Linked DNA regions of Homo sapiens: region 1 is linked to region 2. The links are chromatin contacts, found by Hi-C or POLR2A ChIA-PET in ENCODE. All regions are on one chromosome and are shown on one strand. The core of a region is the stretch at or near the end of the contact, and the rest is flanking DNA. Distances in the headings are between cores, read along the strand shown.

Region 1 (2,700 bases), core at 55-2,554, 850 kb before region 2:
TGGGAGGCCGAGGAGGGTGGATCACGGGGTCAGGAGATCAAGACCATCCTGGCTAATGCAGTGAAACTCTGTCTCTACTAAAAATACAAAAAATTAGCTGGGCGTGGTGGCACATGCGTGTAGTCCCAGCTACTCGGGAGGCTGAGGCAGGAGAATCGCTTGAACCTGGGAGGCGGAGGTTGCAGTGGGCCAAGATCGCGTCACTGCACTCCAGCCTCGGTGACAGAGCGAGACTCCATCTTAAAAAATAAATAAATAAATAAAAATCACACTTTCTTTTCAAAAGCAGCACAGTAGTGAGATATTGCTGAGGATCTATTTCCTCAAGTTTCAGCACTGTTGTTCCTTTTCCTTACATTTATACAAAATCATTCCAGCGACCAGGGATTCCTACTAGCACTTGTGACCCTCAAAGCAAAAGGAAATTTAGCTAGATAATGAGGTAAAGCTGTATTCCAGGATTATGTAACCTACCTGAACTCAAAAAGCAATGTGGTCTATTGATCATTGCTACAAGTATTTTTCTAGATCTTAGTTTAAAATCTGTAGGTCATAAGAATATACGACATCTTGTTAGCTAAAGTAAAAACAATTCTATTGTGCAATTCAAGTACTTCTCTGCTAAAGAAAGTTTTGATACCCAAAAGACCTATATTTCCCAAACCACTATTAGGTACCCAGCAAACCTTCGTAACAGTTTCAGCTTCGTATTTATCTTCCATTCCCAATTCTGCACATAATATAACTAGGCAGAACTTAGATCTATCTTTTAACAAAAAGTCATATCAGATTCCTGAGAGGTCCATTCCAACTTTAGTTTATCCTACTCACACTTTAAAGCAATTTTTCTTAGAAGTACTTTCAATATGCCAGAGAAGATTCATTTCTAAAATTGAAAATTCACATTATCATTAAGTTTTCTCTTTTCTGGGAAATAAAGATAATTCCATGAAACTTCATTCAAGCACTTTCCCCAAAATTAAAAAAAAAATACTGTGTCCTTTATATCCTTCCTTGTATAATAAAATGATGTTTGCTGCATGAAACACAAAACAAGGTAGAAAGACAGCTACGTGAGTCCTCCCTTTCTTACACTTTCAGTTTCTATGCAGTGATTGCTTAAAATAGCTATAAACAGCTATGACTACATTTCCTGGTAAATTAAGTCTGCAAGTACCACCTTCTTTGACCATTAAAATATCTTCTGGATAGCTTGTAGGTTCAGGGATCAAAGGGAAGCTCTACCTGGAATCTGACTAAAGTGATTCAGAAGGCAATATCCTAAGTAACACAATGATTAGGTTTACATAAGAGGATCAACGAGAAGACAAAGTTTACTCAAAAACTAAGTCACATCTGTCATTTAAAGCACATGCACTGAGAGAAACCTGATAATTTACATAATATTTCTCCTTACATATCACAGAAATTTGTGCCATCACCCCTTTACCAAGTGTTTCCAAATAATCTCTTCTGGGTCTGCTTCCAAAAGGTACCTCAAAAGCCATGAGAGCCTTCAACCCCTGTCACTTTCATTTGAAAGGAAGTTGGGTGCAAAAGGTTGGTTTGAGCTCATTCCTTGGGCTCTGTCAGTCAGCCTGAACCTGTCACTGCAGGCAGTCCTCAGTGTCTTGAGGAATGTTTGAGTCCTGGCTGCAGACCAGCCACTGATCCCTCTGGTAATATCACTCTTACAAAAGGGCTACCATCTCTGAGCACTCAGAAAAGGGCTGTGAAATGGAGGTAGCTAAACTATTCAGAGCAATAATAAAACACAGCCTCTGTCTATTTAAAGCTCCTGGCTGAGCTGCAAAGCCATGTCAGCTCTTCTTTCTGTTCTTAGTCCGATGCTTAGTGGTTACATAGAAATGAGACCTTCCCTTGACAAGAAAAATCTTCCTCCTTTTTTAGATGTCAGGAAACAAACACACAGGACAAACACAGAAGGGGAGTGGGAAATGGAAGGAAGAGTTTGGCATAAGGAGTTCACTTCAGAGATCAACCCCCAGTGAAAATGCCTGATTGTGACAACTTTATCATTTTTTCATTTCCCCAGCAGACACAGTATTAAAACCAAATATACACACCAATTTATGGGGGAATAAAAGAAGAGGTTTCCAGGAGGATAGCTCAAGGGTGATAGCAACTTCTTACAGCTTAAACCATTATGAAAAAAAAAAATCGAGCATACACCATCAATAAGTATAAAAAATAAACCATATTTAGTAATATATATACAAATATGCATGAATAAACACAAAGGAAATACAGTAACAGGGCTTTCTTTGGCTCTAGATTATATCTTTCATTTTACATTTATATATGCAGAAATGAGAGCTTCTTAGTGAAATAAAATGGGCTTATTTTATGCTGAACATGCAATATTCATAAATATCAAATGCTTTTATTAGATTTAAGATTTTCTTGTTAAATTTAAATCTTTCCCACTACAGCCTCTGAGATCTAGTGGTGGTTCTGCCATGGTGTTTCACGCCTGCACGTTAAAGCATATGCAGAAGCCTCCACCTTATTTAGCAGTCAGGCTGCACACACTGGAGCTCTCGTTTTTGGGCACCTTTGAAGACAGAGTGATATTTAATACTGCTTATATTTAATATAAGCAGTCTTTTCTGCTTATATTCAGTATTAAATAATTGCTTCCCACTTCAGAACTATAGCATGAGTTATCATCTCTGACTT
Region 2 (2,700 bases), core at 80-2,579:
TATTCACTACCCCCATTTCTGTCCGTACTTTTAAGGCAAATGATTAACTACTACAGACACATACACAGAACAGACTAGTTCTAAGTCTTCCTCATTCTTCTCCAAACTTTTTAACTGGTGGAGAATCTGCCCCTGTGGGCCTAGATCTCCCTTGCTATATAAAACTAACTTTAAATACTGTCTTTGACAAGGTAACTTTCCTGCGCCCTAAAACGATGGTATCGCTTCATCAGTTGTCATCTGGTTGTGTCCTGTAACTGGGTGGGGGTTAGAAAGCAGTTTCCTAAGGAAAAAGATGAACTCAAGAATGGGAGAATTAGGAGGGAAGGTGTAACACGCAGAAAAGGGAGGAAGGGGGGTGGAGTGGGAGGCACTGCTGGTCTGACTCGGAATTTCGTGCAGACAGAACGAGAACAGAAATGGAAGAAGTGGGGGGTCGAGTCACTGAAACCTGTTAGGCAGCATTTTCTTGGTTTTTCCTTTGATGCGTCTTAGACATTGCTTTACAAGAAACTGAGACCTAACAGTACTAACGGCCCAGCTGGTCAGGACACCGCACGACCATTCATCTCCCGCTCCCGGCCAGAGCTGGTCCCTTGAAAGCATCGCTCCTCGCCAGCGCTCAGCCAGGCTTTTCTCCCAGCGGCCAGTCGGCGGGAGCGACCACCAGAGCCTGTCGACCCCAAGGCCACAGACCCGCGTTCCGGTACTCGCCGGCTGCCACCGCGGCTTCCCTGCCAGTGGACAACCCCTGAACACTCCCACACTTCGCAGCTGAACCTGAGCCGTGCCTTTCCCAAAGAGCCGAACCCGGCGGCCACACAGTAAAACCCAAGCTGGAGTGAGGGTCTTACCTTTAACAGATTAGACGTCGCCATGTTCTTTAACTTGGACTCTCGCGAGACGACGCGAGAATTCGTGGCGCTCCCGGCCAGGCCTTGACCGGAGGCCGGAGCTCCCACCAGGGCCCAGGGCCCGTCGGCCCGCACCAGGGTGTGGTGGGCGCTGGAGCAGCGCGCCGACAGCGCTGACCTCGTCCCAAGCACCAGGAGCTTCCTCACTCTTCTCCCCTACATGGTCACCGGAGCTTCCCCACGCGAAAGACCTCATGCACGCGCTCAGGAAGACCGGAACGGCGAATGCTGAGAAGGTAACGGGAGCCGACCTGACTTGGAAGAGGAAGCATCGACTCCACGAGCCTCCCCGACTCCTTCGGATTAGCCTTTGTGGTTGCACCCGCCGCGGCCACCTGCAACGAATTTAGCTCGGCTTAGGCCCCGCAGCTCAGGTTCCGCGGCCACGTCACGTGACGCGAGGGCGGGGACGCGCTCGGGAGCGAGCGTGGGAGCCTGGAAGCCTCGGTGGGTCCCGAGGCTGCAGCGAGGCCGGGACCGTGCCCTCTGCTGGCGGGACCTGGCGTTTTCCGGCACCCCGCCCCAAATCCCGGACTCGGTGTTAAGGGAGGTGCATTGTCCTGAAATGCTTACAACAGCTGTCTTCAATAACTCGTGCATAGAATGCGCCCAGTAAATATGTGTTGACTGCACAAGCGTGATGACTCTTAATATTTCTATTCAGGAATGCTTGGCACTTAGATAAAATATTGTTCAGTGCTTTGGGAGGCCGAAGGGGGAGGATCACTTGAGGCCAGTTCAACACCCTCGTCATTACAAAAAAGTTTGAAAAAAAAAAAAAAAGATTGTTTAGAGAATGAATATTAATCTTCGATTTTCTGAAGGCACATTATCCTAGAAGATCCTAAACCATAAGCCTCCGGGTTTTACCCCTTCAGACCACACACCACTGGCCAATGAGATAATATAATTTACATGTGGAACCTGCAGGATACCTGGTATTGTATTTTGCAGGTTTACAAACAGCCTTCATACGGCCATAATGCGTAGAAATAAGTAAGAGCTCTGGACTAAGAGAAGAGGGATGGGCCTACTTAAAGAATCCAATCAAGTAGTTAATACTTGTTTGAGCACTTGTATATACTAGGCACAGGAAATACAGGATTAAATAAAAGAGAAGACCCCTGCTCGTTTGGAGTTTATGGCCTAATAAGGTAGCCAAATGTTAAGGATGGCTACACAAGTCAAATATTACTTAGTGGGAGTTGTGATAAATATTGCAAAGAGGCCGGGCGCAGTGGCTCACGCCTATAATCCCTATAGGGCCCCGTGGCTCACGCCTATAATCGGCACTTTGGGAGGCCGAGACACCTGCGGTCAGGAGTCCGCGACCAGCCTGGCCAACATGGTGAACCCCTGTCTCTACTAAAAATACACAAATTAGCCGGGCATGGTGGCGGGCACCTGTAATCCCAGCTACTCGGGAGGCTGAAGCAGGAGAATCGCTTGAACCCTGAAGGTGGAGATTGCAGTGAGCCGAGATCGCGCTATTGCACTCCAGCCTGGACGACAGAGCGAGACTCTTGTCTCAAAAAAAAAACAAAAAAAACAAAAAAAAACTACAAACAAAAAAATACAGTGTGCACTTGAGAGCGTAGGAAGGGAAAGGAAACTAGTATCCTAATCTCCATCTACCCAAGCCACCCTTTGCTTATGCTTAACTGAACCTTAAGACAACTTTTGAGAGCTTGATTTCAGCGTCCTACTGTCAACCGAAGCATTCCAATTTTCCTAACTCACTTGTTCTGGAAACACCACTGCTACAACTCTGACTTCAATAAGTTCT

Evidence for each region. A loop is a pair of places that touch in the nucleus more often than their neighbours do. ChIA-PET counts read pairs that join two places held with the same protein, here RNA polymerase II (POLR2A). Pooled maps may share reads with other maps.
Region 1: a loop to region 2 is called in a pooled map, with 4 times the contacts of the local background. The contact joins the enhancer-like site here to the promoter of CUL5 in region 2. A Hi-C loop is called at or near these places in 6 of 50 pooled maps. POLR2A ChIA-PET finds 5 or more read pairs at or near these places in 2 of 52 experiments (activated T-cell and activated naive CD4-positive, alpha-beta T cell).

What each region holds. Positions count from the first base shown.
Region 1 is chr11:108,853,020-108,855,719 of GRCh38, reverse strand. All of the region lies in intron 16 of DDX10 (DEAD-box helicase 10), which reads right to left. Among named protein-coding and RNA genes, the nearest start is that of DDX10, 190 kb to the right of the region's middle. Within about 2 kb of position 1,304, at least 6 of the 41 ENCODE cell types and tissues checked have a DNase peak (open chromatin) inside an H3K27ac peak, as active enhancers do.
Region 2 is chr11:108,007,527-108,010,226 of GRCh38, reverse strand. CUL5 (cullin 5) reads right to left here and starts at 1,329. Exons shown (of 19, transcript NM_003478.6): 1 at 855-1,329. The coding sequence starts at 878. RefSeq lists enhancers at 815-1,004, 1,105-1,204.